Regions from separate parts of the Homo sapiens genome. Here region 2 is linked to region 1. A link is an interaction called in ENCODE POLR2A ChIA-PET data of the cell type or tissue named here. Cell type or tissue: PC-9. All regions are shown on one strand. Each heading gives the region's core, and the rest is flanking DNA. Links, peaks and the distances in the headings are about the cores only.

Evidence for each region. Peaks named below come from ENCODE experiments on the same cell type or tissue, not always from the same donor. Only the 100,000 strongest peaks of a DNase experiment are listed, where the experiment ranks them.
Region 2: POLR2A ChIA-PET joins it to region 1 with 16 read pairs; 4 of 35 experiments call an interaction of 5 or more read pairs at or near these places.

The regions. Positions count from the first base shown.
Region 1 is chr2:44,065,093-44,081,611 of GRCh38, forward strand. No RefSeq gene overlaps it. Among named protein-coding and RNA genes, the nearest start is that of LRPPRC, 77 kb to the left of the region's middle. In PC-9, for the core only: no CTCF peak of the experiment used is centred there; no DNase peak of the experiment used is centred there.
Region 2 is chr2:44,269,185-44,285,703 of GRCh38, forward strand. It overlaps SLC3A1 (solute carrier family 3 member 1), which reads left to right and starts at 6,296. Exons shown (of 10, transcript NM_000341.4): 1 at 6,296-6,781; 2 at 11,532-11,711; 3 at 12,203-12,357. The coding sequence starts at 6,352. It also overlaps the pseudogene RPL12P19. In PC-9, for the core only: no CTCF peak of the experiment used is centred there; a DNase peak (open chromatin) is centred at 8,587.

The DNA of each region.
Region 1 (16,519 bases), core at 3,430-11,429:
TTTTCATACCCTGTCTATTCCCACCTACCATTTCCAGAGATATCAGCCCTGTCTCAAGACAGGGTTTTGCCATGTTGGCCAGGCTGGTCTCGAACTCCTGACCTCAGGTGATCCGCCCACCTCAGCCTCCCAAAGTGCTGGAATTACAGGCGTGACCTACTGTGCCCAGCCTTGGCTACTTTTTCTTTAAAGTTTTTGTAGAGATGAAGTCTTGCTATGTTGCCCAGCCTGGTATCAAACTCCTGGACTCAACAAACCCTCCAGTGCTGGCCCCCCAAAACACTAGGATTACAGGCATGAGACACCACGCCTGGCCCTAGCACAGTTTTTTGGGTTTTTTTTTCACTGTGTAAGGAATTTTTATTAAAGCAAGAATTTTATAATCCAAATTACGTTTCCTTGCTCAGTTATCAATTCTGTTACTTAAAACAGAACTGACATTTTGAGCTATTTCACAGTAAATAATTATAAAATTAAAGAAAGGAATGCTTTAAATTTTTGTACTTTGCTGAAAATTCTTTTTCCCGGGGTCTATAAAAGATTAATTTGTTTTTATATTTTACTACTTTTTGTGGTTTTTTTTGTTTGTTTTTAAATCAATAAGTAATCTAGGACTAGCATTATGTTTGCTAGACCTGGCATTTGCTCAGTACATAAGGTTCAAAGTTTCCTTTCCTTTTCTTATTTGTTTTATAGTTTGCAATTTTTTTCCATAATATTTAAGTTTTCTGATGTTTAGATATTTCTCTTCGGTGCAGCACAAGTTTCTTTTCATGGTTCCTGATCAATTTTAAACAGTTGAACAGCAGTGGCACTGTTAACTGCTTTCTGGGCAGCCTCTTTAGCTCGGTGGGCTTGTAGTACAGCTACAGCTTCAACAACCTTAGAATGGAGTGACTCTGGAGACTCGAGCATATGAAGAAGTTCTGAATTATCAGTCTCCAACCACATGCCAGTGATTTTACCAGCAAGAGTAGGGTGCATAGCTTGAATAAGAGGAAACAGCCGTTCACCCAATATTCGCTTTTGCTCCTGAGGAGGGGCAGATGCCAACATGGAAGCAAAGGTTCCTTACCTTGTACATGAACAGCAGCAGGCTGTTGCATTGTAACTTGAAGCACAGTTTTGTTTTTTGTTTTTGTTTTGTTTTTTTTTTACCATGTCTTTAAAGGGGTTTATTAACATTGGTAATGGCTGCATTAATTCAGGTGGCAACTTTTATTTATTTTTATTTATTTATTTATTTATTTATTTATTTATTTATTTATTTTTTATTGATCATTCTTGGGTGTTTCTCGCAGAGGGGGATTTGGCAGGGTCATAGGACAATAGTGGAGGGAAGGTCAGCAGATAAACAAGTGAACAAAGGTCTCTGGTTTTCCTAGGCAGAGGACCCTGCGGCCTTCCGCAGTGTTTGTGTCCCTGGGTACTTGAGATTAGGGAGTGGTGATGACTCTTAACGAGCATGCTGACTTCAAGCATCTGTTTAACAAAGCACATCTTGCACCGCCTTTAATCCATGTAACCCTGAGTGGACACAGCACATGTTTCAGAGAGCACAGGGTTGGGGGTAAGGTCACAGATCAACAGGATCCCAAGGCAGAAGAATTTTTCTTAGTACAGAACAAAATGAAAAGTCTCCCATGTCTACTTCTTTCTACACAGACACGGCAACCATCCGATTTCTCAATCTTTTCCCCACCTTTCCCCCCTTTCTATTCCACAAAACCACCATTGTCATCATGGCCCGTTCTCAATGAGCTGTTGGGTACACCTCCCAGATGGGGTGGTGGCCGGGCAGAGGGGCTCCTCACTTCCCAGTAGGGGCGGCCGGGAAGAGGCGCCCCTCACCTCCCGGACTGGGCGGCTGGCCGGGCGGGGGGCTGACCCCCCACCTCCCTCCCGGATGGGGCGGCTGGCCGGGCGGGGGACTGACCCCCCCACCTCCCTCCTAGACGGGGCGGCTGGTGGGGCAGAGGGGCTCCTCACTTCCCAGTAGGGGCGGCCGGGCAGAGGCGCCCCTCACCTCCCAGACAAGGCGGCTGGCCGGGCGGGGGGCTGACCCCCCCCACCTCCCTCCCAGACGGGGCGGCTGGCCAGGCGGGGGGCTGACCCCCCCCACCTCCCTCCCAGACGGGGCGGCTGGCCAGGCAGGGGGCTGACCCCCCCCACCTCCCTCTCGGACAGGGCGGCTGGCTGGGCGGGGGGCTGACCCGCCCACCTCCCTCCCGGACGGGGCGGCTGGCCGGGCAGAGGGGCTCCTCACTTCCCAGTAGGGGCGGCTGGGCAGAGGCGCCCCTCACCTCCCGGACGGGGTGGCTGGCCGGGCGGGGGGCTGACCCCCCCACCTCCCTCCCAGACGGGGCAGCTGGCCTGGCGGGGGCTGACCCCCACCTCCCTCCCGGACGGGGTGGCTGCCGGGCGGAGACGCTCCTCACTTCCCAGATGGGGTGGCTGCCGGCCGGAGGCGCTCCTCACTTCTCAGACGGGGCGGTTGCCAGGCGGAGGGTCTCCTCACTTCTCAGACGGGGCGGCCGGGCAGAGACGCTCCTCACCTCCCAGACGGGGTCGCGGCCAGGCAGAGGCGCTCCTCACATTGCAGACCGGGCGGCGGGGCAGAGGCGCTCCCCACATCTCAGAGGATGGGAGGCCGGGCAGAGACGCTCCTCACTTCCTAGATGGGATGGCGGCAGGGAGGAGGCGCTCCTCACTTCCTAGATGGGATGGCGGCCGGGCAGAGACGCTCCTCACTTTCCAGACTGGGCAGCCAGGCAGAGGGGCTCCTCACGTCCCAGACGATGGGCAGCCAGGCAGAGACGCTCCTCACTTCCCAGACGGGGTGGCGGCCGGGCAGAGGCTGCACTCAGCACTTTGGGAGGCCAAGGCAGGCGGCTGGGAGGTGGAGGTTGTAGCGAGCCAAGATCACGCCACTGCACTCCAGCCTGGGCACCATTGAGCACTGAGTGAACGAGGCTCCGTTTGCAATCCCTGCACCTCGGGAGGCCGAGGCTGGCAGATCACTCGCGGTTAGGAGCTGGAGACCAGCCTGGCCAACACAGCGAAATCCCGTCTCCACCAAAAAAATACGAAAACCAGTCAGGCGTGGCGGCGCGCGCCTGCAATCGCAGGCACTTGGCAGGCTGAGGCAGGAGAATCAGGCAGGGAGGTTGCAGTGAGCCGAGATGGCAGCAGTACAGTCCAGCTTTGGCTCGGCATCAGAGGGAGACCGTGTAAAGAGAGGGAGAGGGAGACCGTGGGGAGAGGGAGAGGGAGAGGGAGAGGGAGAGCAGTTTTGTTTTTTTTTTTAACCTCCCTCTTTTTTTTAACTTCCCCAAAGTGCCTATAGGATTCACTGCTCCCTCTACCATGATTCTATAACACTTTGTAAAGATCTGTTACAAATCCTGACACACTGTAATATCATTTGCTGTGAAGATGCCTGTATCTGTACTCACCCTTAGATTATGAATCCTACGCATCCTTCAAATCCTCACCTCCTTTTTATAGCTTTGTTGTTTGTCTCCTGAATGACTCTGCTGTTCTTACGTACCTTGTCCTAACCTTGGCACACTTAGGCAGGGGAGCAACAGAGTCACTGTAACTGCGATGGGATAAGAGATTTAATTCCATAGATTAAAGAGTTAGAATTTACAAAAGAGCTGGGGAACTGAAGATCCAGAACAGGAAGTTAGAGAATCAGAGAAAGAGTCACCCACCTGTCCATCCAAAGAGCCAACTCTATCTAGTCACTGAGGCAGAGGCATCCATGGGAAGCTGTTGCCTCTAGGTAGCTACCCTCTGTGTCAATTCACAACCAATAATTTGGTGTTGGGGAGGGGCCACTGTTGGTCAGTGGGGCCAGACTGGTCACAGAGAGGGAGAGTGAGAACAAGCTGGAAACTGCTGGGCAACTCTGTGTCTGTTGGTCATCTCATCTTACCATCAAATGACTCTCAGAGAAATGACTCCTCTTCCAAATCTCATGCAAGTTCTTTTGCCCAACTTTAACTCAGAACCATACAGAGAAGGAGACCCTGGGAACACCAGTGTAGCCAACTTGACACAGCACAAACAACCATGACATTGTATTATAGCCATCATTTACTTCTGTCTGTCTGCCCCTCAGCAAGGCTGAGAACTCCCCAGTGTGAGCAAGAATTCACTTACTTTTTTTTTTTTTTTTTTTTGAGACTGAGTCTTGCTCTATTGCCCAGGCTGGAGTGCAGTAGCACAATCTCGGCTCACTGCAACCTCCACCTCCTGGGTTCAAGTGATTCTTGTGCCTTAGCCTCCTGAGTAGCTGGGATTACAGGAGCGCTCCACCATGCCTGGCTAATTTTTGTATTTTTTTTTTTTTTTTTTAGAGACAGGATTTCACCATGTTGGCCAGGCTGGTCTCGAACTCCTGACCTCAGGTGATCCGCCTGCCTTGGCCTCCCAAAGTTTGGGGATTACAGGCATGAGCCACCATGCTCAGCCTGTCTTCCTTTTTTAAAAACTTTTTTTTGGTGTAGTCAAAGCCTAGGACATTATTGGCAGCATTGTAGACTAGATATCAATGGCTATTTTTGGAATTAAATTCAAAATGAAATACACTGAATTGAATAGACAGCAACTGAGTCTTATCCTTGTGTCTACAGCTCGGAGCACAGTACCTGAGGGCTCATGCTTCTCAATGGTGAGCGTCAAGTGGATATTTGTTAACACATGGAATTTCCCGGAGAGTTTGTTTCAGAAGGAAGATGGAATACACTTTGAGTGGAGGGTGAATCTGAGGATAAGTTCCAGCTGTTTCTATTGTTCATTGTTTGATTTTTTGATACTAGCCATTCTATTAGAAGAAAACATAGGAGATATGCTTCAGGACATAGACTTTTTTCATTCAAGATTAATAGAAGACATGGGCAGAGGGGTATGTGTGCGGGGGTGGAGGAATTATGCCCTTTTCCATGGGAATGAGAGAATGTGGAGAATGGTGCCTTGTGCAGAACAGAGCTCAGGGAAGAGAGAGGTAATTGAAACACCTGGTGATACCAAACCGTCATCTCAAGATTTTCTTATTGCTAAGCGCATGTTTAACTTCTTTTTGGTAATTTGGCTGGGAATCTGCCTCTACGGCAGTAGTTTGTCCACTTAAGTATATCTATATAAAATCAGCAGTGCCTTGTTGTTTTAATAACCTGTTTCACTCGACCAAATGAAAAGCCAGATTTTGACAGATTCCTTCTTGATTGGGGGATGTGTGCTGCTGTCTATCTGTAGAGATGGAGAATTGTGATTGGTGTTTTGTTTTTTTTTTTCGCCCCCACAGTTAAAGCATGCTCCTGGCTTAGGAACGGCAAGAAGCCACAGTGTCTTGCAGCTGCTCCTAAAGACTTCTTATCTGGGTGTGGGGGCTCACACGTATAATCCCAGCACTTTGGGAGGCAGAGGCAGGCAATGGCTTGAGCCCAGGAGTTCGAGAACAGCCTGGGCAACATAGTGAGACCCCCCCCATCTCTATTAATAATAATAATAATAATAAAACAAAACCTTCTAATTCTGGGTCAACCCTATACTTCCCCTGACCAGCTGTGGAGCTTTCTTCATCTAGGGCAGCAAGACGTCAAAGGCAGAGGAGAGGTTGACGCTTCCTGAAATCAGAATTTGTCCTCATACAGCAACTCTTGCCAGGCCTAGAAGAGAAAAACCTCTCAAAATTTACCTGCAAAAAAGGGAGAGAAAGAGTAAGAAAAAGTTTACTCACACTGGAAAAATGCCATGGTTAGCAATGACCAACAAAAGCTCTTCCTGGATTAGGAGTGCAGACCTAGATACTTTGGCCTGACCATTGACTGAAATCTCTCTAGTCTGATCTCTTAATACACACACACACACACACACACACACACACACACACACACAAACTCGTACTAGATACATAAGAGTATATTGGCCAGTTGCAGTGGCTCACCCCTGTAATTCCAGCACTTTGGCTGAGATGGGTGGATCACCTGAGGTCAGGAGTTCAAGACCAGCCTAGCCGACATGGCAAAACCCTGTCTCTACTAAAAATACAAAACTTAACCAGTCAAATAATAAAAAGTGTTGGTGAGGATGTGAAAATATTGAAAACTTCATATACTGCTGATAGAAATATAAAATGGTGCCATCACTTTGGAAACCAGTCTAACAGCTCATCAAAAATTTAAACATAGACTTTGCATTTGGTCCAGCAATTCCAGTCCTAGTTGTATACCCAAAAGGAACAAAAATAGGGCCAGATGTGGTAGCTCACGCCTATAATCCCAGCACTTTGGGAGGCCGAGGCAGGTGGATCACTTGAGGCCAGGAGTTTGAGACTAGCCTGGCCAACACGGCAAAAACCTGTCTCTACTAAAAATACAAAACTTAGGCTGGCATGGTGGCACATACCTATAGTCCCAGCTACTCAGGAGGCTGAGGCAGGAGACTCACTTTAACCTGGGAGGCGAAGGTTGCACTGAGCCGAGATTGCACCACTATATTCCAGCCTGGGTGACAGAGTGAGACTTTGTCTCAAAAAAAGAGTATATTGCCTGTGTTATGAGAAGAACCAGTTGTACTTCTTATAAGAGGCTTCAATTTGCATTTCCTTAATGATTAGTAATATTGAGCATTTTTTCATATATTTGTTGCCCATTTATGTGTCTTTTAAGAAATGTTCATTTCAGTTTCTTTGCCTATTTTTAAATCAGATTATTTGGGGATTTTTGCTGTTGAGTTGTTTGAGTTCCTTGTGTATTCTAGATATTAGCCACTTGTCAGATGAATCATTTTCCCCCACTCTCCAGGTTGTCTCTGTACTTTGTTGATTGCTTCCTTTGCTATGCAGAAGCTTTGCCATTTAATACAGTCCCATTTGGCTGCTTTTGTTTTTGTTGCTTGTGTTTTTGAAGTCTTAGCTCAAAGCTTTGCCTAGACCAATCTCCTGAAGCATATCCCCTATGTTTTCTTCTAATAGAATGGCTGTTATCAAACAAACAGCAACAGATACTGGCAAGGATATGGAGAAAAGGGAACTCTTATATACTGTTGGTGGGAATGTAAATTAGTATAGCCATATGGAAAAGAATATAGTGGTTTCTTAAAAAAAAAAAACAACTACAACTAAAAATAGAGCTACCATATGATCCGTCAGTCCTACTACTGGGTATTTATACAAAGGAAAGAAAATCAGTATAACAAAGGGATACCTGAAACCTCATGTCTATTGCAGAACTATTCACAATAGCTATGATAGTTTGGGCAAAGTGGCTTACACCTGTAATACCAACACTTTGGGAGGCCGAGGTGGGTGGCTCACTTGAGGTCAGCCTGGTCAACATGGTAAAACCCTGTCTCTACTAAAAATACAAAAATTAGCCCGGTGTGGTGGTGCATGCCTATAATCCCAGCTACTGGGGAGGCTGAGGTACAAGAACTTGAACCTGGGAGGTGAGGTTGCACTGAGCTGAGATAGCGCCATTGCAACCCAGCCTGGGTGACAGAGGGAGACAAAAAAAAAAAAAAACCTCACAATAGCTATGATATGGGATCAACTTAAATGACCATCAACAGATGAATGGATGAAGAAAATGTGGTATATACACAATGGAATACTAGTCAGCCTTAAAAAATGAATGAAATCCTGGCGTTCACAGCAAATGGATGAGCCTGGGGAACGTTATGTTAAATGAAACAAGGCAGGCACAGAAAGATAAATACTGCATGTTCCCACTCACATGTGGAAGCTAAAAAAACTTTTTTGAGCTCATGAAAGTAGAGAGGAGATCGTGGTATTAGAAGTTAGGAAGGGTAGGAAGAAAGGAAGGATGCAGAGAGGTTGGTTAAAAGATAACAAAATTACAGCTAGTTAGGAGGAATGAGTTCTAATGTTCTTCAGCACTGTAGAGTGAATATAATTTATTGTGTATCTTCAAAAAGCTAGAAGAGAGGATTCTGAATGTTCACAACACAAAAAATAATAAATATTTGAGATGATGGGTATGCGAATTACCCTGATTTGATCATTATACATTGAATACATGTATCAAAATATCACTCTGTATCCATTAATATGTACAATTATTGCATGCCAACTAAAAATAAAGGGAGCAGGGAAGAGCTTTCATTTATAAGGCACTTTTTGCAAACATTATCTTGTTTCATCCTCACATGAGAAAACCGAGGGTCAGAAAATAGCTTGTCCAATGTCACATAGATGTCAAGTGCTGGAGTCTTTTTACTCCAAAACCCATGCTATTTCAGCACCTCAAAAGTGCCTCACACACACACAGGGAGCCAAAGCCACCGGAGGGTTTGTTAGAGGAAAAAAATATTAAAACTATATTTATATGGCTGGGCACGGTGGCTCATGCCTGTAATCCCAGCACTTTGAGAGACTGAGGCAGGTAGATCTCCTGAGGTCAGGAGTCTGAGACCAGCCTGGCCAACATGGTGGAACCTCATGTCTACTAAAAATACAAAAATTAGCAGGGCATGGTGGCATGTACCTGTAATCCCAGCTACTCGGGAGTCTGAGGCAGGAGACTCAATTGAACCTAGGCGACGGAGTTTTCAGTGAGCCGAGATCACACTGCTGCACTCCAACCTGGGCAACAGAGCAAGACTCTGTCTCGAAAAAACAAAAACAAAAACAAACAAACAAAAAACAATATTTATAGCTGGGCATGATAATTATGTGGGGCCTGAGACAAGAGGATCATTTGAGCCCAGAAGTTTGAGGCTGTAGTGCACTATGATTGTGCCTATGAATAGCCACTACACTCTAGCCTGGGCAACATAGCAAGACCCCAACTCTAAAAAAGTTTTTTTAACTTAAAAAACAATATGCTAGGCCAGGTGTAGTGGCTCATGCCTGTAATCCCAACACTTTGGGAGGCCAAGGCGGGTGGATCACCTGAGGTCAGGAGTTTGAGACCAGCCTGGTCTAAATGGTGAAACCCCATCTCTACTAAAAATACAAAAAGCCAGATGTGGTGGCATGTGCCTGTAATCCTAGATACTCAGGAGGCTGAGGCAGGAGAATCACTTGAACTTGGGAGACAGAAGTTGCAGTGAGCCTAGATTTTGCCACTGCACTCCAGCCTTTGCAACAGGGTGAGACTGTGTCTCAAAACACACATGCACACACACACACGCACACGCACACAAAACTATATTTATAACTGGGCACGATGATTATGTGGGGCCTGAGGAAACAAAAAACCCACTATGCTAATAGTGTGACCTTCATCTGTATGAAAACATATTTATATGTATATACACCTGCACAGAAAACAGGAGGGCACAATACATTGAAATAGATGGGTATATTGGTGACTTGTTCTTTTTGACTCTCAGTATAACCTAGAGCAGCAATGTCCAATAGAGCTGTCTGCCATGATGGAAACGTCTGTGTTGTCCAATATGACTAGCCACTAGTGACATGGGTTTATTGGGCCCTTGATGATGTGCTATATCTGTGAAGTACACACTGGGTTTTTAAGACTTGGTCTGAAAAGCAAAATGTGAAATATCTAATTAGTTATTTTTTATATTGGTTAAATGTTGAAATAATAATATTTTGAATATATTGGGCTAAATGAACCAGTGTCAAAATTAATCTTATTTATTTCTTTTTTCTTCTTTTAATGTGGCTATTAGAAAATTTTAAATGATATATGTGGCTCACACAGTATATTTCTATTGAACAGCACTGGTCTAGAGTGCTTTTTTTTTTTTTTTTTTTTTGAGACAAGGTCTTACTCTGTCGCCCAGACTGGAGTGCAGTGGCATGATCTCGGCTCACCACAACCTCCGCCTCCCAGGCTCAAGTGATTCTCCTGCCTCAGCCTCCTGAACAGCTAGGATTACAGGCGCATGCCACTACGCCCGGCTAACTTTTGTATTTTTAGTAGAGATAGTGTTTCGCCATGTTGGCCAGGCTGGTCTTGAACTCCTGACCTCAAATGATCCACCCACCTCGGCCTCCCAAAGCACTGGGATTACAGGCATGAATTACCGCACCCGGCCTAGAGTGCTTTTTGTTGTTGTTTTTTCTTTTAGTCAACTGATCATATCACATGGTCTAGAGTTTAAGTGCATGAAATTTGAAATCAGACAAACTGGAGTTTAATTCCCAGTCTTCACTTTTCTAACTAGGTGACCTTGAGCTGGTTACTTAATCCCCAACCCTTGTTTTTTTTTTAGTTGTCAAACAGGGGTAATGGCTGAACCTAACTCAGATAGTTCTGTGAGGATTAAATGAGTCGCTCTTGTAAAGGGCCTATTACAGGGAATACCTGCCATATATTAACTGCTCAATAAAAATTAATAGTTATTCTGATTTCTAAATTTTCTATGGTGAATATGAATTTTTTATGTAATAAAGAGTAAAAAGAAAATCAAAACAATTAAATTTAATATTAAAGCAATTTATCCTTAACTACAATCAGAAGATAAATATGTTGTTCTAAAGCTGTGTGATAATGTTTGCTTTGTCATGTATTGGGGGTGTGTGTGTGTGTGTGTGTGTGTGTGCGCGCGCAACCCTTGGATGGGAGTGGAGTTGAGGACCGTGACGTGACCATTTATTAGGTAATCTCATTCTTCCCTCTGACCCTGGTCCTCTCTATTCCATCAAGGGGAGGGGATAATTGCATCATGGTTCTCCCTGGCACTCACAACACACCATGTGTTCGCCTATATTTAGCCAACATGAAGTCACTGAAACTCTATGCCCACTGGAGGCAATTTGTGCTTTGTTGTTTGTGGCTCACATGGCTTCTATCCTGACTGCTCTGCATAGTTTATGTCCTTAGATGAATTTAAAGGACTGAAAACCTTTTGTTGGTGGAAAAACTGTGTTTGGGGAGTCAAAACTGAAATACCAAATCAATGAGATCCTTGGAAGCGTCCCTGAGATGAATACCTGATGTTTCTTGCAAGCCAGGGAGACCTCAATTATCCTCTTCTTTGACAGAAGGAGAAGGACCAGGGTGAGCAGGCTGGGGAGGGAGGAATTGTCTATATTCCACTCAAATGGTAAAAGCAACACGTCCATTCAGCGGCTCCCAGTTACAATGCCAACTCTACTCTCCTTCCAGCAATTAGAAACGACACATGGAGGCCCGGCACAGTGGCTCATGCCTGTAATCCCAGCCCTTTGGGAGGCTGAGGCAGGTGGATCACTTGAGGCCAGGAGTTCGAGACCAGCTTGGCCAACTTGGCTAAACCCTGTCTCTACTAAAACAAAATATTAGCTGGGTGTGGTGGTGCATGCTTGTAATTCCAGCTACTCGGGAGGCTGAAGCACAAGAATCACTTGAACCTGGAAGGCAGAGGCTGCAGTGAGCTGAGATCTCACCATTGCACTCCAGCCTGGGTGACAGAGCGAGACCCTGTTTCAGGAAAAAATAAAAATAAAAAACATAAGGGCTGGGCGCAGTGGCTCATGCCTATAATCCCAGCACTTTGGGAGGCCGAGACGGGTGGATCACTTGAGGTCAGGAGTTTGAGACCAGCCTGGCCAATATGCTGTAACCCTGTCTCTACTAAAAATATAAAAATTAGTGGGGCATGGTGGTGCACACCTGTAATCTCAGCTACTCAGGAAGCTAAGGCAGGAGAATTGCTTGAATTGCTTCAACCTGGGAGGTGGAGGTTGCAGTCTGGGCAACAGATTAAGACTCCGTCTAAAAAAAGAAAAAAAAAAAGAAATGACACACAGAATGAAGACACATAGCAGCTCAACAAGCCTAATATTACAAGAGGACAAGAGATGGAGGGGCTGCCCACAAGGTGTGGTTTCAGAAGTTCAACCTGTTGGCTGCTACTTAGATTTTACTCTCAGTGTCTCCTTCCTCTAGCTTGAGGCTCTGAACGTGTGTGTGTGTGTGTGTGTGTGTGTGTGTGTGTGTGTGTGTAGGCAGGTAAACATTGGGAACCTCAGCTTAGCATCTCAATTCTCAATTTTTTGTCTGTCACTTTGGATGAAAATTGTAGAAGAGACTTACTCCTATCAGAGAATACAGTTTTGTTTAACAAACAAAATAGTTTCAAGGGAGTGGGCAAAGAAATAAGGCAAACACTATTATGTATATTTTTGAGACAGGGTCTCGCTCTGTCACGCAGGCTGGAGTACAGTGGTTCCATCATAGCTCACTGCAGCCTCGACCTCTTGGGCTCAAGCGATCCTCCCACCTCAGCCTCCCAAACTGTTGGGACTGCAGATGTAAGCCAGTGTGCCCAGCCAATAAGTTTTAAATAGTCATTTAGTCATTAATTCAACAAATATTTATTGAGTACTCAGTGTGAATAATACTAGTTACATTTCACTTGTGTCATTGCTTTATCTGTTTCTATTAATCATAATTATTTATATATTTTTATTACAAATTAACAATTTATAATTGTATATATCTATAGGGTAAAAAGTGATGTTATGATTTATGAATACAATGTGGAATACGTAAGCCAAGCTAATTACCATATCCATCACCTCAAATATTTATCATTTTTTGTAGTTAGAACATTTGAAATTTACTGTCTTAATTTTGAATTAATTATAATGTTTATAGTTTTACTAAAAAACATGTTTCCAGTCTCATTCTTCTTCACTTCCACTATAGATTTGGTAAGCTTATTAAAAATGTATCCTTGGGTAACATTAAAAAGAAAACAAAAACAACCACATAAGCTCAACTCACTCACAAGGCAATTTGAAGAGGGCCCTGGCTTTAATGCTCTATCATTATATCCCTATGGGCTGTAACAAAGAGGTTATGGACAATTACCAGCACACCTGTTTTCTCTTACAAAGGACGCAAGCAAATAAGAGTCAGGTGAATTCATTTCAGGAGAAACAGTGAGTTAACTCAGATTTATTAAAAAGTAAATTATTTCAAACTTCGGCACTTTATTATTAGTAACAAGTTAATTTCCACATACCTCACACTCTAATGAGAATGTCTGTGTTGGACAGCAACCAGTCATCAACACCTCAGTGTGAATGAGGATCTGAGAGTAGATTGTAAGAGGTGGAATGAGGCACAGAAAACAATGGGTCCTTGGAGTAGGGAGTGGACAACCAGGGGACAAAATGTCTCTAACTTCCTAATTTTGCACAGGGACCTTGTCTCAGGAGTAACTTCCCTATGTCCTTGTCCTACTGGCCTCAAAATCACAGAAACTGAGTTCTTTAAAATTGTGGTTTATATTTTACTGCCGCTAATTGCTATGATTATCGCTACTAATTACCATGATAGAAAAGGAAAGTCTGCTCTTTCTGAAGCTTTTATACATTGACAGTCATTATAGTCACCACTTACGGTAAATTTTTGAATGCTTTAATTGGTTATAGTGAGGCTGGGGGTAAATACTGTTACTATGTTTTTAAGATATAAATACATAAAAATAATAATTCCATTAGTACAACAGTCTCAAATGTGCCACAGTATAATTATCAATAGCTTTTACCGCTATAACTGCATAACAGGGTACTTTTTCAAGAATGTTCTGTAAAGATGATGTATTCCAAATCTGTGTAAAAAATAGATTATTCATTAAATGGGGTACCCACCTGAAAAAGAAAATGAAAGTGAATCTCTATCTTGATCCTCATAAAATACATTTCAAACAATGTATGATTTAAAAATAAAATAAATGAATCACTTCTAGAAGGTAAACTGAGCAAATATTTTTATAGTCTTGGAGTAACGACATTCTTTTTTAGCTGAAATCCTCAAGGAAGATTGTCAGTTGGGGCTTTTTTTTTTTTAAGTGGAAATGTCTTCAAAACAAAATACATAAGAAACAAGGTTGCATCAATGCTGGGGAAAATATTGCAATATTTGTGACAGAGGGATATGATACGATATACATAAATTTACATATAATGACCACAATAACTTTTACATGTAAGAACAAACAATCCTGCCTGGGCGTGGTAGCACACGCCTGTAATCCCAGCACTTTGGGAGGCCGAGGTGGGCAGATCACTTGAGGTCAGGAGTTCAAGACCAGCCTGGCTAACATAGTGAAACCCTGTCTCTACAAAAAATACAAAAAATTAGCCAGATGTGGTGGCGGGTGCCTGTAATCCCAGCTACTCGGGAGGCTGAGGCAAGAGAATTGCTTGAACCCAGGAGGTGGAGATTGTAGTTAGCTGAGATGGAGCCACTGCACCCCAGCCCAGGTGATAGAGCAAGACTTTGTCTCAAAAAAATAAAATAAAATAAAGAACAAACAATCCTAAAAATAGGTGGGGGCGGGTGTAAAAAAAATGACAAACAATCCTAAAAATAAATGGGCAAGGGGCTTGAATAAGGAGTGCACAGAAGTACAATGGTCGCCAAACTATTCAGCACAGTAAGATGTGAGAGCCAGAAACACTTTGGAGATGACCAGCCTAACCCACTGCTTTACACAGGAGGAAACAGAGGCTCGGAGATGTTTGGTGATGTGCCTTATGTCACCTCACCAGTTGGTGCAGATTTAATTCAACTTCACATTGAAACAGTCTACAGGATCTTTACACATCGAATGTGAGGAAAAGCAGATCTAGTTGCAGCCCCCACATTCAGACTTCCACATGTCGCCCTTGGAAAGCATCAGGGACAACACCTGGAAAGAAAATGGAGATCCCAAGGCCCCATTTGCACTCTTGGTTGCAGAACACGTGAGATGTGAGCTCATTTGGCCTGGGCCAGTCACGTAGCAGCTTCAGAGGCTGGGATGTGAGACACTGAGTTAAAAAGACATTCCAGGTCAGCCACCATTTGTTTGGATGACAGCCTCTAGCCCAGCTCTGCTAAAGGTCACTACCTGCAGGGCAAGGCTTTGCTGACAATGGATGCAAAGACCTGGCCAGCAGTCCAGGGCTGGACACTGATACAATCTGAATAGAAGTCAAGAGGGAGGCAAAGAAAGCAAAGGATGTGTCATCCTAGTGGCTGCCACTATCACCCAGGTCAGGGGTTCCCCAAGTCTGGACTGCACACAACTGAGGGCATGGGAAATAATTATTTTAGGTAGCATCCAGATACTTTATATTTAATGGGCTTGTATTTGTTTTAATGTGTGTAAAAACATAACTGGAACATCAAAATCATGATTTCATATATATGGGGTTTTTTTGGTGGTGTTTTTTGTTTTTTGTTTTGTTTTGTTTTCTTTATTTTTTTAGGATGAGGCTGCAGTAGGTATTTAGGTTAAAAAGTGACTTGACTTAGGCCGGGCATGGTGGCTCACGCGTGTAATACCAGCACTTTGGGAGACTGAGGTGGGCAGATCACTTGAGGTCAGGAGTTCGAGACCAGCCTGGCCAACATCGTGAAACCCCATCTCTATTAAAAATACAAAAATTAGCTGGGTGCAGTGGTGCATGCCTGTAATCCCAGCTGCTCTAGAGGCTGAGGCAGGAGAATCACTTGAACCCTGGAGGTGGAGGTTGCAGTGAGCCGAGATGGCGCCACTGCACTCCAGCCTGGGCAACAAATAGAGACTTTGTCTCAAAAAAAAAAAAAAATTGACTTCATTTAAAGAACAATACTAGGCCAGGCAAGGTGGCTCATGCCTGTAACCCCAGCACCTTGGGACGCCAAAGCAGGAGGATGACTTAAGCCCAGGAGTTTGAGACCAGCCTGGGCAACATAGGGAGACCCCATGTCTACGAAATTAAAAAAAAAAAAATTAGCTGTGTGTGGTGGCATGCACCTCTAGTCCCAACTACTCTGGAGGCTGAGGTGGGAGGATCATTTGAGCCCAGGAGGTCGAGGCTGTAGTGAGTTCAGATCACATCACTACACTCCATCCTGAGCAACACAGCGATACCCTGCCTCAAACAAACAAACAAACAAACAACAAAATAAAGCACAACACTAAGCAATTAATGGTGCAGGTGTTATTTGAATACGGTCACAATTGTGAATGAGTTATGCAAATGACTGAAGTTTGGGAAACACTGATATAGTCCATGTTGTATAATTTTTTTTTTATCACCCTGGAAAGAAATGCAGTTATTATTATTATTATTTTTTTTTTTTGAGACAGAGTCTTGCTCTGTTGCCCAGACTGGAGTGCAGTGGTGCGATCTTGGCTCACTGCAACCTCTGCCTCCCGGGTTCAAGCGATTCTTCTACCTCAGCCTCCCGAGTAGCTGGGACTACAAGTACGCACCACCATGCCCGGCTAATTTTCGTATTTTTAGTACAGACAGAGTTTCACCATATTGGCCAGGCTGGTGTTGAATTCCTGACCTCGTGATCCGCCCGCCTCAGCCTCCCAAAGTGCTGGGATTACAGGTGTGAGCCACTGCGCCTGGTCAAGAGATATATTTTATAATGCCTGCCAACCCATACATACATACATTTATGCAGGAGTACAAAGCTTTTGTGAAACAACATTATTCCTGTTTGTGTGATGCACTCTGGACCCTAGATGCATTTGACTTTCACTTTCCCTTTCTTTCCCCTTCTCCTCATATCTCTAAATCCTTTCTGTCAGTTCTGCCGCTGCT
Region 2 (16,519 bases), core at 2,773-10,772, 200 kb after region 1:
AAAATGTAGTATATACATACAATGGAATATTATCCAGCCTTAAAAAGGAAAGGCCAGACACAGTGGCTCATGCCTATGATTCTAGCACTTTGGGATGCCAAGGCAGGAGGACTGCCTGAGGCCAGGAGTTTGAGACCAGCCTGGGCAACATAGTGACAGCCCCCCATCTCTGCAAAAAACAAAAATTAGCTGGATGTGGTGGTGCATGCCTGTAGTCCCAGCTACTTAGGAGGCTGAGGCAGGAGGATGGCTTGAGCCCAGGAGTTCAAGACTACAGTGAGCTATGATTGTGCCACTGCACTCCAGCCTAGGCAACAGAGCAAGATCTTGTTTTTAAGAAAAAAATAAAAAGGAAAGAAATCCTGTCACATGCTACAACATGTATGAACCTTGAAGACATTGTGCTAAGTGAAATAAGCCAATCACAAAAGACAAATGCTATAGGATTGCACTTATATATCTACAGTCGTCAATTCATAGAAACAAAGTAGAATGTTGGTTACCCTGGGCTGAGGGGAGGCAAGGGGGAGTTGTTTAAAGGATATATACAGTTTCAGATTTGCAAGATGAAAAACTTCTGGAGATTGGTTTCACAGCAATGTGAATATACTTAACACACTGAACCATTTAATTAAAAATGATTAAGATGATAAATTTTATATGTTTCTACTACAATAAAAATTGCACAATAGATAATTGCATTAATAGCCCAATTTGTAGCCTCCTGTATTTATGTCCTTTGCCTTATAACTTCTTAGTCCCTTCACACACTGCCTCTGGGCTTGGCACATAAAGTACAGTCAAAAACAAGCTATGTAACTTCTGAGGCTAGGTCACAAAAAGGGTATTGTTTCTGCCTTGCCTGCTTTCTCAACTGGGACACTAACATTTGGTACCAAGCCAGCATGCTATGAAGACGCCCACAGTAGCCAACATGGAGACTACATTGAAGCAGTACAGGTATTGAGAACAGAGATGCCCCCAGCCCCACTCCCCACCCAGCTGGCTGCCAGCATCAGCTGCACCAAGGAAGATGTATGGATGGCAAATAAGCACATGAAAAGATACTCATCACCATTAGTCTTTACAGAAGTACAAATTAAAACCACAATGAGACACTGCTACTTACCTACTAGAATCACTGAAATTAAACAGACAACAGAGCAAGTGCTGGCAAGAATGTGGAAGAATTCACACTCTCATACACCAATGAAGGCAACCCAAAATGGTACTGTCACCGGTAGAGGGACGTGACTGCAAATTGTCCAGGTTCTTGGCGTTTTGAACAAAGAATTGGACAAAACACGCAGCAAAGAAAGAATGAAGCAACAAAAGAACGAAAGCAGCTCTCTCGGCTTTCGGCTCGGAGGAGGCCAAGGTGCAACTTTCTTCGGTCGTCTCGAATCCGGGTTCATCCGACACCAGCCGCCTCCACCATGCCGCCGAAGTTCCACCCCAATGAGATCAAAGTCGTATACTTCACGTGCACTGGAGTTGAAGTCGGTGCCACTTCTGCTCTGGCCCCCAAGATTGGCCCCGCGGGTCTGTCTCCAAAAGAGGTTGGTGATGACATTGCCAAGGTAACGGGTGACTGGAAGGGCCTGAGGATTACAGTGAAACTGACCATTCAGAACAGACAGGCCCAGATTGAAGTGGTACCTTCTGCCTCCGCCCTGATCATCAAAAGGAACTACCAAGAGACAGAAAGAAACAGAAAAACATTAAACACAGGGGGAATATCACTTTTTATGAGATCGTCAACATTGCTCGACAGATGCAGCACTGATCCTTAGCCAGAGAACTCTCTGGAACCATTAAAGAGATCCTGGGGACTGCCCAGTCTGTGGGCTGTAATGTTGATGGCCGCCACCCTCAGGACATCATAGATGACATCTACAGTGGTGCTGTGGAATGACCAGCCAGTTAAGCACAAAGGAAAATATTTCAATAAAGGATCATTTGACAACTGGTTAAAAAAGAACGAAAGCAGGGATTTATTGAAAATGAAAGTACACTCCACAGTGCGAGAGCGTGCTGAGCAGTGGCTCAAGGGCCCCGGATACAGAATCTTCTTGGGTCCAAATACCCTCTAGAAGTTTCCCATTGGCTACTTCATGCCCACCTCAGGTAAATGAAGTGGTAGCCCACAATCAGTCTGATTGATTGCAGAAAGCAGCCAACCAGAGGATGACGTGGTTACAAAAGTGACACTCCTGTGCAAACGTATGATTGGTTGCAGAAAGCAACCAATCAGAGGCTAGGGTGAAGTTACAAATTTATACTTCTATGCAAACGAAGACTCCGCCCGCAATCAGTCTGATTGGTTGTGGACAGCAACCAACCATTCGGAGGCTGGAGTGAAGTTACAAAGTTGCAAAGGAAGACTCAACCCGCAATCAGTCTGATTGGTTGCCAATTTCCCATGCCTGGCAGAAAAGGTGGGGGGTTTGCAAAGGGAGTAGCCTCTGGTCCTTTTGTGATTTAGGCATGTAAAGTTAGGGTTTTCCTTTCAGTTTAGTTCTAGGAATGCTGCGTGAAACAGCCTTAGGTTCCCTGCCTCCAATCCCTATATTCTCCTGCCTCAATACAACTACTTTCCAAAACAGTTTGGCAGTTTCTTAAACATTAATTATACACTTACCATATTATCCAGCTATTTCACTGCTAGTTGGTTCCTAAGAGAGAAGGAAGCTATATCCTTAGAAAGAGTTGTACATGATTGCTCGTAGCAATTTTATTTATAATAGCCAAAAACAAACGAAAAAAATCCCACATGCCCACTTATAAACTGTGGTGTATATTCTTTTTTTGTTTTGAACCTCACTCTGTCACCTAGGCTGGAGTGCAGTGGGGTGATCACAGCTCACTGCAGTCTTGGCCTCCTGGGCTCAAGCAATCCTGCCTTAGCCTCCTGAGTAGCTGGGATTACAGGCGCACGCCACCCCGCCCAGCTAATTTTGTATTTTTGAGTAGAGACAGGGTTTCCTCATGTTTGTCAGGCTTGTCCTCAACTCCTGACCTCAGGTGATCTGCCCGCCTTGGCCTCCAAAAGTGCTGGGATTACAGGCCTGAGCCACGGCGCCTGGCCAGGAGCAGAGGTTTAATAGGCGGAAGAAGGAGAAAGACAAAGGAAAATAGCTCTCTCTCTAGTGAGAAAGAAGGGACTTCCAAGAGGAAAAGGTCAGCTGGTGGATACGCCAGATTTTATAGTCCAGCTTGAGGAGGCCGTGTCTGATTTAGGTAGGGCTCACAGGTTTTTTGGGTCAGGTGTGACGTTTACATAGCACACAGGGAAGGCTGGTGGCCCCACTCTAATCTTATTATGCAAATGAACTCTCCACTTGGCCGGTGCCATCTTGTCTGCTCCTTACTGTACACGTGGCTGGCAGAGAAGGGGAGGTGCAGCCGCCATTTTGAACATGTCTAGTCCCAGGTAGTTCTTTCCTGTCGCATCCACCTGTGCAAGCTCCCGGCTTGCTTGTCTATGTCTGCAGCTTGACTTTACTGGCTGCTCTTTGTTAGAAAATGATTTGGGGCATGGCATGGTGGCTCACGCCTATAATCCCAGCACTTTGGGAGGCCGAGTCAGGTGGATCACCTGAGGTCAGGAGTCGGAGAGCAGTCTGGCCAACTTAGTGAAACCCTGTCTCTACTGAAAATACAAAAAATTAGCTGGGTGTGTTGGCGGGCACCTGTAATCCCAGCTGCACAGCAGGCTGAGGCAGGAGAATCGGTTGAACCCGGGAGGTGGAGGTTGTGGGTGAGCTGAGATCACGCCATTGCACTCCAGCCTGGGCAATAAGAGTGAAACTCCATCTCAAAAAATAAAAATAAAAAATATTCAATGGGCATAATTAATAATAATGAGAGGTATCACTGGGTGCATTCAATGAGCCAAGTATTGGGATTTACTCAGTTTTAAATGTAATTTGTCCAAGATCAAGTAGCTCATTCCTCCATACCTCTATACTATACAATGCTTCTAAGCCACTCCACAAAGAGACACTAAGATTAGGGCCCCAGATAACTATCATCATTTAAAAGAAAAAAAAGTCTCATTATCAGATCAAACGATTCATAGGACTGTATGTGCTCCTGATGAAAGGGACATCATAAATCATTACATTCCTTTTTGTTGTTGTTGAGACAGAATCTTGCTCTGTCACCCAGGCTGGAGTGCAGTGGCGTGATCTCAGCTCACTGCAACCTCTGTCTCCTCGGCTCATCTCAGCTCACTGCAACCTCTGCCTCCTGGGCTCAAGTGATCCTCCCACATCAGCCTGCCTCCTGAGTAATTGGGACTACATGGGTGCACCACCATGTTCAGCTAATTTTAAATTTCTTTTGTAGAGATGAGGTGTTACTATATTGTCCAGGCTGGTCTCCAACTCCTGGGCTTAAGCTATCTTCCCACTTTCTCTATTTAACCATGTATAAGAAAAATAATTTCCCCCCAAAGTCATTTTTCTTATACCTGGCTAAATAGAGAAAGCTTTAAGCTTTAAAAAAAGTTGTGGTAAAACATCTGTAACATTTCAGTGGCATTACGTATGTTTATACTGTTATGCAACCATCACCACTATCATCTCAGGAATACTTTTCATCATCCCAAACTGAAATTCTCTGCCCAATGAACAATAACTCCCCATTATTCCCTTCCTCCAACCTCCAGTAACCACGTTTCTATTTTCTGTTCCTATGAATCCTACTACTCAAGATACCTCATCTAAGTGAAATCACACTTGCCCTTTTGGGTCTGGCTTATTGCACTTAGCATAATGTCCTCCAGGTTCATCTATGTTGCAGCATGTGTCAGAATTTCAGTCCTTTATTTATGTATTGGAGACAGTCTCACTCCATCACCCAAGCTGGAGTGCAGTGGTGCTATCTCAGCTCATTGCAACTTCTGCCTCCTGGGTTCAAGCGATTCTCCTGCCTCAGCCTCCCAAGTAGCTGGAATTACAGCATATGTCCCCATGCCCAGCTATTTTTTTTTTTTTTTTTTTTGAGATGGAGTTTCACTCTTGTTGCCCAGGCTGGACCGCAATGGCGTGATCTCCATTCACCGCAACCTCCGCCTTCCAGGTTCAACCGATTCTCCTGCCTCAGCCTCCCAAGTAGCTGGGACTACAGGCATGCGCCACCACACCTGGCTAATTTTGTATTTTTAGTAGAGACGGGGTTTCTCCATGTTGGTCAGGCTGGTCTTGAACTCCCAACCTCAGGTGATTCACTGGCCTCGGCCTCCTAAAGTATTGAGATTACAGGCGTGAGCCACCGCGCCTGGCCTAATTTTTGTATTTTTAATAGAGATGGGTTTTGCCATGTTGGCCAGGCTGGTCTCCAATTCCTGACCTCAAGTGATCCACCCGCCTTGTCCTCCCAAAGTGTTGGGATTACAGGCGTGATCCACCATGCCCAGCCTTCATTCCTTTTCAAAGCTGAATAATATTTCACTATATGTATAACCACATTGTTTATCTATCCATCTGATGATAGCTACCTGGGTTGTTTCCAATTTTTAATTTTTTAATTTATTTTTAGTTTCATTTTATTTTTATTTTCTTTCTTATTTATTTATTTTATTTTTTGAGACAGAGTCTCCCTCTGTCACCCAGGGTGGAGTGCCATGGCTCGATGTCAGCTCACTGCAACCTCTGCCTCCTGGGTTCAAGTGATTCTCCTGCCTCAGCCTCCTGAGTAGCTGGGATTACAGGCATGCACCACCACGCCCGGCTAATTTTTGTATTTTTAGTAGAGACGGGGTTTCACCATGTTGGCCAGGCTGGTCTTAAACTCTTGACCTCGGGTGACCTGCCTGCCTCAGCCTCCCAAACTGCTGGGATTACAGGTGTGAGCCAAGATGCCCAGTGGAGATTTTTTTTTTTTTTGTGGGATGGATTCTCGCTCTTGTCGCCCAGGCTGGAGTGCAGTGGTACGATCTCGGCTCACTGCAACGTCTGTCTTCCGGGGTCAAACGATTCTCCTGCCTCAGCCTCCCGAGCAGCTGGGATTACAGGTGCACACCACCACGCCTGGCTAATTTTTATACCTTTAGTAGAGACGGGGTTTGGCCATGTTGGCCAGGCTAGTCTCAAACTCCTGCCCTTGGTGATCTGCCCGCCTCGGCCTCCCAAAGTGCTGGGATTACAGGCATGAACCACCGCGCCAGTCCCGAGATTTTTTTTTTAAACCTCTGTACTTTTACCCTTTCTTCCTTGGCTGGACTTTGTCCAGCTAGGTTTATTTATAAACCACACAAAGTTCATTAACAAGACCAAGCATTCAGCAAGCCACTCTTCCACCTCCCTTACTGCAGGAAGGCACTCCGAAGACATAAGTCGGTGAGACATGGCTGAAGATAAAAGCAAGAGAGACTCCATCGAGATGAGTATGAAGGGATGCCAGACAAACAACGGGTTTGTCCATAATGAAGACATTCTGGAGCAGACCCCGGATCCAGGAAGCTCAACAGACAACCTGAAGCACAGCACCAGGGGCATCCTTGGCTCCCAGGAGCCCGACTTCAAGGGCGTCCAGCCCTATGCGGGGATGCCCAAGGAGGTGCTGTTCCAGTTCTCTGGCCAGGCCCGCTACCGCATACCTCGGGAGATCCTCTTCTGGCTCACAGTGGCTTCTGTGCTGGTGCTCATCGCGGCCACCATAGCCATCATTGCCCTCTCTCCAAAGTGCCTAGACTGGTGGCAGGAGGGGCCCATGTACCAGATCTACCCAAGGTCTTTCAAGGACAGTAACAAGGATGGGAACGGAGATCTGAAAGGTACATGCCCAGAGATCATTTAGGGTGGGTGCCAGGATGAGATTGGTTTATGGTTCTTTTGTTCTTCAGAACCAAATTATGCCTGGGTTGTTCAGTAAGCACATTCCATTATGACTGGTCATGCCAAGTTGCTCCTTGTTTATGATATTCTTAGAAAATCACTCAGCAGAACCCAGCAGTTATTTTACTAGCTGAAGGGCTATTTGCTGAAGGCCTTTGAGCCAAACGAGTTGTTTAATTTATTGCCCACTAAGTACATACAGTTGTTCAGTCATCAATTCTAACTTCTTAGAGCAGCCTTCCTTCTAAAATCTATGTCCTGTTTCTGGGGACTTTATAGTTGAATATGTCAGGGTGGCAGTTGGGAATTGCTTTCCCAGTATACGAAGCAGCTAGTTTGGCTGTGTGGCTGGGAGTGTATTAGTGAATAAAGCATAAATAATATTTTTTTAAAAATCAAGTGATATCTGTAAAAAGTATAGGCTGAGTCTTAAAGTTTAAATTCTAAAAAAGGAAGGGAAGTAGAAAAGGGGTAGCAGTATGCATTCGTCATTACTTGAATTAAGGATTGTTTAAAACCATGTCCGTATTAGTATAAAACAAGTAAAGAATTAACCAGGGGTAGTGGCGCATGACTGTAGTTGCAGCTACTTGGGAGGCTGAGGTGGGAGGATCGCTTGAGCCCAGGAGCTCTCAGCCAGCCAGCTTAGGCAACATAGGGAGACCCCGTCTCCAAAAAGAAAAAAAAAAAAGTGAAAAATTATTTTTTAAAAGCTAAGTTAATTTCTTGGTGGGTTATGTGTAAAACATCCTTACAATATATTGCTCAAACCAGAACATACTTCAGAGTAAAATTATGCCAGATGGCAGGCATACACTGGGAACTTCTGAGCAAATTGGTTGGTATGGTCACTCTACTTCAAGGCAACAATAGGAAACAAATAAGGAAACTAACAAACTAATGTTTTACAATGATAATTGGTTTGAAGAAAACAAAACAGGATGATATGAATGTGGAAAGTAGGAATGGGCTTAATGTATCTTTAAAATGCTACAAATGAATTCTTGAAACCTGCAGCTTTCTTTAATCACTAGTAGAAGGCTTTTCTTTTTCACGCTCCTATCATTCTCTCTCTTCTTTTTTTTTTTTTTTTTTTTTGTGATGGAGTTTCACTCTTGTTGCCCAGGCTGGAGTGCAATGGCATAATCTCAGCTCACTGCAACCTCCGTCACCTGGGTTCAAGCAATTCTCTCGGCTCAGCGTTCCGAGTAGCAGGGATTACAGGCATGCACCATCATGCCTGGCTAATTTTGTATTTTTAATAGAGACGAGGGTTCTCCATGTTGGTCAGGCTAGTCTCGAACTCCTGACCTCAGGTGATTTGCCCCCCCTTGGCCTCCCAAAACTCTGGGATTACAGGCATGAGCCACCGCATCCGGCTGTATCATTCTCGTTTTAAAAATCATCCTGCATTGTCACTCATTGAAGAAGAGTGTATCTGTCCTTCATGGTGCAGCTCAAACCCATTGCCTTCATTACTCTTTCTTTAGCCTCCCTAATCAGACCATGGGCTCCCCACCCCAGATCTTCGGCTTTGGATGTGTTTCTAGCATCCTTTAATCCTGCCTTGAGTGACTCCCTTTCCCCTGACTCATGACCTATGACCTGCTGCCTTTTGCACATTGAGTGCTTAGGAAAAGCAATGCTCTGACTGCATAGACCTAAAGCCCTAAATCCAGAGATATGTTTACCACTTCCTGGCCCTGCCTTCTTAATAATCTCCTTCTGGATAGGTCCAACATTCCTGTAAACATGGTGGTTTCTAATCAGCTCTGATGTTTGTCATTTCCAATACCTGTTCTTGGAGGAATGTTTTACTTCCTGCAATCCATAGGCATTTGTCTTTGAGGTTGAAGGGATTTCATTGTTGTTATTATGAAGATCCCATTCCAGCTTTGAGTCTGGTTTTGGTGATTGCCCTCTCTCCTTCTAAAATGTGGGGTGGGATCCCTTGTTTACTTTCTCCAGCCACTTTGTTTTCATCCTCATGTTCCTTTGTGCCTCATCATAAGATATATTTTGTTGCTGTGCTGGCTTAGATCAAAACCCTCTTGCTGCCTGTTGATACCGTGTGAGATCTTGCAGCTACCCATATGGGGGAACTGGGGTACAGAGACAGAAATAAGCAGCCTGTCAGGCCAGGCGTGGTGGCTCACGCCTGTAATCCCAGCACTTTGGGAGGCCGAGGCAGGTGGATCACGAGGTCAGGAGATTGAGACCATCCTGGCTAACACGGTGAAACCCCGTCTCTACTAAAAAAATACAAAAAAAATCAGCTGGGCGTGGTGGCGGGTGCCTGTATTCCCAGCTATTTGGGTGGCTGAGGCAGGAGAATGGCGTGAACCCAGGAGGCGGAGGTTGCAGTGAGCTAAGATCGCACCACTGCACTCCAGCCTGGGCGACAGAGCGAGACTCCATCTCAAAAATAAATAAATAAATAAATAAATAAAATAAAATAAAATAAATAAGCAGTGTGTTATAGGGGAAAAGCCCAGATCCCAGGTGTCGAATGACTCTGTGCTTTGGAATTAGTGACCTTCAGCCTGCGGTGTGGCCTCTGACAGTCTAATTCTAGGAAGTCACATCAGGATTACACAGAAAGTTACTGGAGATTGAATTCTAGACTCAAGTTGCTGAATATGCATTTGGGACTCTGAACTAGAAGGAGAAAACACATTATCTGCTCATTATCCTACAAAGTTCTAAATACAAAGTTTCATTTCCACATGTCTTCTCAGCCAAGCCTAGAATTCTCTTCTGTATAAATTCCTGGGTTCCTATATAAGTGAACAAGGGAAATAGTCCAAATTTAGCAAGTTCAAAGGCAGTCTGAGAGTGGAAACAAAGACTCCTCAAATATTGGCACAAACTTACCTTCTGTGTTGAGGTTGCACTCCTTCTCAGACCCCGTGCACTGACAACATTTATCACCTTTTTAAATTAATTGATGCATTTACTTATTTATTTATATTTATTATTTTTTTTTTTTTGAGATGGAGTCTCACTCTGTCACCTAGGCTGGAGTGCAGTGGCACAATCTCACCTCACTACAACCTCCGCCTCCCAGGTTCAAGCAATTCTCCTGCCTCAGCCTCCCGAGTAGCTGGGATTACAGGAATGCACCATCGTCCCCAGCTAATTTTTGTATTTTTTAGTAGAAATGGGGTTTCACCATGTTGGCCAGGCTGGTCTTGACCTCCTGACCTCAAGTGATCCACCTGTCTCAGCCTCCCTAAGTGTTGGGATTACAGGCGTAAGCCACTGTGTCCTGCCTTCTCACCCTTTTTTAGACATGCCCTGTCTATTCTTGCTCCCTCCTTTCCTTTGCTGTGCCTGGAAGCCCTTCACTCTGATCCCCTTTGCCCACACCATCCTGGACCTTCTCTGTCCTTACCCTCAGGGGTCATCAGCTTCCTCTGCCCCTGGGGGTCAAGGGCCAATGCCCTGATGCCCTTAAAGCACTTTCTGCAGCTCTTCCTTAGCTCTTCAGTCTGATCATCATCCCACCCCTGCCTGCAGACACTTCCGAGACCAACACCGCCCAAAAGAAATACAATGGGAGCCACATAAGAAATTGTAAATTTTGTAGTAGCCACATTAAAAAAAGGAAAAAAGAAGCAGGTGAAATTAATTTTCATATGTTCTGTTTAATCCAATGTATCATTTCAACACATAATCAGTATAAAAATATATACATATTGTTATTTTTTTTTGTATTTTAAGACGGGGTTTTATCATGTTACCCAGACTGGTCTCGAACACCTGAGCCCAAACAATCTGCCCACCATGGCCTCCCAAAGTGCTGGGATTACAGGCACGTGCCACCATGCCCGGCCCAGTATAAAAATATTAATGAGATTTTTACATTCTTTCTTTTTGTACAGGGTCTTCAAAATCCAATACATGTTGTTCCCTTACAGCACATCTCAATTCCAACCAGCCACCCTGCAAGTGCTCAGTAGCCACATGTGGCTCTTAGACAGAACAGTGCAGTGTAGACCACATGACCGACAGGGGCCATGCGTTACTCTGCTCTGTTCCTTGACACTTAGCCCAGCAGCTGGCATAGATTAGCTGCTCAAAAACCATGTGTAGAATAAATGAACAATACCACAGTCTTGGTTTTAAATATAAAATATGAGTAAGTCACAGAGATTTTTTTTAATGCTATGTTAAATGTCATCGATTACTGATAGATGACTAATTTGATTTTCTCTTTCTTTTTTTTTTGAGAAAGGGTCTTGCTCTGTCGCCCAGGCTAGAGTACAGTGGTGTGATCTTGAGTCATTGTAGCCTCCGATTCCCAGGTTCAAGAGATTCTCCTGCCTCAGCCTCCCAGGTAGCTGGGATCATAGGCATGTGGTACTGTACCCAGCTAATTTTTGTATTTTTAATAGAGACGGGGTTTTGTCATGTTGGCCAGGATGGTCTCGAGCTCTTGACCTTAGGTATCCTCCCACCTTGGCCTCCCAAAGTGCTGGGATTACAGGCGTGAACCACTACACCCGACCTAATTTGATATTTTTTGTAGAGCTAGATCTTCCTATTTGAATTATACTCAAATTCAACAAAATTCTAAGTATTTTTGCCTTCATGTAAATATTTCTATCTTAGGCATATTTGTTATATTTTTTGTCCTTTAACTAAAACAAAGTAGGGTTTATTCATGACTTTGACTTTTTTCTTCAGGTATTCAAGATAAACTGGACTACATCACAGCTTTAAATATAAAAACTGTTTGGATTACTTCATTTTATAAATCGTCCCTTAAAGATTTCAGATATGGTGTTGAAGATTTCCGGGAAGTTGATCCCATTTTTGGAACGATGGAAGATTTTGAGAATCTGGTTGCAGCCATACATGATAAAGGTAAGTTGAATGGAAAGTGGGCAAGATGGGGATGAGGTTTGAGAGAAGCACTTTTTCAAATGTTTACTTAAAGCATTTCTTCTCCTTAACTGTCATATACTATTTCTTTCCCTCCCTCCCTCCCTTCCTTCTTTCTTTCCTTCCCGCTTTCTCTTTCTTCCTTTCCTTCCCTTCCCTTCTGTTTCCTTTTTTCCTTTCTCCTTTCCTTTTTCCTTCCCTATCTCCTTTCTTCCCCTCCCCTCCCCTCCCCTCTCCTTTCCCTGCTTTTTTTTTTTTTTTTCCAGGCAGGGTCTTGCTCTGTCTCCCAGGCTGGAGTGCAGTGGTGCAATCATGGCTCACTTCAGCCTCCACCTCCTGGGCTCAAGCAATCCTCCTACCTTAGCCTCCCAGTGTATTGGGGTTACAGGCGTTAGCCATTACTGTGCCTGGCCTGTCATATGTTATTCTAATACAATCTTTCCCTAGCATTTGAAATGTCTTTTACTCATTAGGTTTAAAATTAATCATCGATTTCATACCAAACCACACGAGTGATAAACATATTTGGTTTCAATTGAGTCGGACACGGACAGGAAAATATACTGATTATTATATCTGGCATGACTGTACCCATGAAAATGGCAAAACCATTCCACCCAACAACTGGGTAAGTATCAACCTGTCTGACTTACAAAGGGGTAAAAGGCAGATATGTAGTGATTGAACTGATTTAGTAAAACCCTTTTGAGGGAAAAATGAATGAATATAGTTTATCGGAAGGGGGCAAGTTTCTGAAAGAAATAGAAATAAGGTTTCCAGTTGTTATTTACTCAGGCTTCCAATTATTATTTAGATTTCTGATTTCATCATAGAGATGATGTGTTCTAGCAAATTCAAACCTATTTTCTCTCCTTCCACCCTTCCTTCACTTCCTACCCGGTCCAACTTGGATTCCATGTCCCATTAGTTTGATAACCATTTTTCTACTATCCATACCCCTTTGCATTTTTTTTTCTTGAGATGTAGTTTTGCTCTTGTCTCCCAGGCTGGAGTGCAATAGCACAATCTCAGCTCACTGCAAACTCCACCTGGGTTCAAGCAATTCTCTTGCCTCAGCCTTACCAGTAGCTATGATTACAGGCGCGCGTCATCATACTCGGCTAATTTTTGTATTTTTAGTAGAGGTAGGGTTTCACCATGTTGGCCACTCTGGTCTTGAACTCCTGACCTCAGGTGATCCACCTGCCTCGGCCTCCCAAAGCGCTGGGATTACAGGTGTAAGCCACCGCTCCTGGCCCCCTTTGCCTTTCTGACTTTTTGTCTCCTCTGTCTGACAAAACCCTAGCCATGAATGAACCCAATTATCTATTTTCTTTTTGCCTAAACCTTAGTAGTTGAGTCTCTGGAGACATCACACCTTCATTGTCCCCACCTGAACTGAGCCATCCACTCTTCTTGGGAATTTTGCTAATTTCAACCGATCAACTTTCCCTCCCTCCCTCATTTCAAACATCGTATCTGCCTCTACCCCATCTTATCACTCTCAGCAGCAAACTCGACTTCACAGAGAAAACAGAAGCCATCAAGCCTGCCTGCCCCATTCCCACCCTCTTCCTACTCACTCCTTTTACAACAGAAGCCAGATCCCTCCTTTCTGGGGTGACCAGATTTAGCAAATAAAAATTCAGAATGCCCAGTTAAATCTGAATTTTGGACAAGCAGTGCATAAAAAATTTTTTAGTGTGGACCATACTTTCTTTTTTATTTTTATTTTTCAGAGACAGGGTCTTGCTCTTTCTCCCAGGCTGGAGTGCAGTGGCTTGATCATGGCTTACTGCAGTGGCTTGATCATGGCTCACCGCAGTCTTTGCCTCCTGGGCTCAAGCAATCCTCCCAGCTATTCCTCCCAAGTAGCTGGGACCACAAATGTGTGCCACCATGCCCAGCTAATATTTTATTTTTTTGTAAAGACAGGGCCTCACTCTGTTGTCCAGGCTGGTCTTGAACTCCTGGGCTCAAGTGATCCTCCCGCTTCGGCCTTGCAAAGTGCTGGGATTACAGGTGTAAGCCACTGTGCCCGGCCACATGAGTAATACTTATACTCAACAATATGCGTGTTGATCTGAATTCAGATGTAACTGGGCATCCTGCACTTCATCTGGCAGTTCTGCTTCTGTCTCAGGCCAGAGCTTCCCCTTGCCCGGGTTTGTGTTCTCTCCTGCCTTTATTCTGGATCATCCCTCCCTCCTCCAGTCCCTCCTTCTCTCTTCTGGACCTTCTCCATAAATATTTAAACATCAACTTTTAGGTGATCCAAGGACACTCAGAATTGATATATTTGCAGGTCAACTTTGTGATGTGTGATTTTCTCCCTATAACCTTCCGTCTCCCAGGTTCAGTGAATGGTACTACCATGCAGCCTGAGGAACAGGCTGTCAGCAAGTCCTGGCAGTTTCACCTCTTTTTTTCCTCCAGTTCACTGACTTGTTAAAATTGCAATGACATTAGCAAACATTTACAAAATACTTACTCTGTGCCAGGCTCTGTGCTAAGTGTTTTATATTCATTAATTTAGTTAATCCACTCTATAATCCTATGAGTCTGGTGTAATTCCTGTTTTGCAGATAGGCAGACTGAGGTTACTCAGCTAATAAATGACAGGGCTAAAGATGGGATCTAGTCATTTCAGCTCCATAGTCTGCTTTTAAAAATTGCTGCCATACTCAAACTATATCATTTCTTGCTTATAGAATGATCACAGCTGCCTTGTGATCCAGTTTTTCCATTGCTTTTTTAGTTCTCCACTATAGTCAAGGTTGCATTTTCTAATGTAATAGTTAATATGTTCAAAAATATGTATATGTATATGATGGATAAACACCTTGTAGTATATCATATATATAACCATATATTGCAAGACTTCGACTCTAAAAAAATTATTTTTTAGTTTCCTCTATTTTGAACTTTATGAAAAGTGTCATGCTAGGTATAGTCTTCTTAACTAACTTTTTCATGATTTATTCATGTAACTTCAGGTAGCTATGGTTCATACATTTTCATTGTTGTATATTTCACAGTGTGAACAATCCATGGTTTACTTATCCACTCTTCAGTTGATGGGAAGTTGGGCTACTTCCGTTTTTTTTATTATGAACAATGTTACTATAAACACTGTCATTAATCTATCTTGGGGTACATGTGCAAGGGCTTCTTTTTTTTATTTTTGAGATGGTCTTGCTCTGTCGCCCAGGCTGGACTGCAGTGGCGTGATCTTGGCTCACTGCAACCTCTGCCTCCTCAGTTCAAGCGATTCTCCTGCCTCAGCCTCTCAAGTAGCTGGAACTACAGGCACCCATCACCATGCCCACCTAATTTTTGTATCTTTAGTAGAGACAGGGTTTCACCATATTGGCCAGGCTGGTCTTGAACTCCTGACCTTGTGATCTGCCCACGTCGGCTTCCCAGAGTGCTAGGATTACAGGCGTGAGCCACCACGCCCAACCAAGGGCTTCTTTTAGGTAAATAACTAGGAGTAAAATTGCTGTGCAGGATATCGCATGCTCAGCTCTACAGGATAGTGTCAAATTCATTATCAAAATGGTTGTACCAATTTATATCCCCCACAGAAGTATAAAAAATACACATTCTCATTAATTCCTGATATTGCCCAACTTTGTAATTTTTATTTAAAAATTATTATTATTTTGTGTCAGGGTCTCATTCTGTCACCCAGGCTGAAGCATAGTGGCTCAATCATAGCTTACTGCAGTCTCGAGCTCCTAGGCTCAAGCAATCCTCGCCACCTCAGCCTCCTTAGTAGCTGGGACCACAGGCACACACCATCATGTGTGGCTGAGTTTTTTTATTTTTTTGTAAATATGGGCTCTCACTATGTTGCCCAAGCTGGTCTTGAACTTCTGGCCTCAAGCAGTCCTCCCGCTTCAGCTCTCAAAGTGCTGTGATTACTGGCATGAGCTACCATGCCCAGCCCAGACTTAAAACAATATTGCCTTGAGATCTTAATTTTATATTTATTTAATTACTAATGATGATGTGTCTAATTCCTAATACAGTAATTATCTAATTCCTAATGATGTTGAACATCTTTTCTTACATTTATTCATTTAAGTGTCCATTTCTGTGAAACACCTCTTTATGGTTTCTTTCCCCTACTTTCTTTTGAATTATTTATCCCTTTGAAATTGCTTTCTTCAGTTCCTTTTGTATTCTGGATACTGATTTTTTATTGTTTATGTACACTAAAAATCTCTTGCCCTGGTTGTGTCCAGGTGGGCTGTGTGTTGAATTGGAAAGGGTGCATGTCCTTGAAAGGCAGCAGCTACTACTCAGCATCTGCCTGTGTTGCCATGGACATGTGGACTCAGTGTAACTACGTCTTCCAACTCAAAAAGATTTATGTAAAATCTCCCAGTTGTTAAATGTTTTCCAGATGTTCTCTTTAACATGAAATGGACAAAAGGCCTAGGACAGAGCCCCATGAAACTCTCACATTCAAGGGCCCACAGCGTTGACTTAAGGAGTGGCCAGAGATGTGGGAGGGCAGCCGGGAGAGTCATACCATGGGGCCATAAATGTGAGCATTTCCAGACAGAGGAGACCAGCGACATCGTCAACTATTGCTGAGTACCAACACTTGAAGTTGCTTTTTATTCTTGGAGACTGGTAGAGATTTTAAGTGAAGGATTCTAATAATTTTCTGGGGATATAATTTAAATATTCAGTCTATCTGGGCTCAAGCTCCAAGATGAGCGGAATGTTTCTTTCTTCCAAATTGACTACCATTTTGCTTCTCTTCACAAACAAGAGTT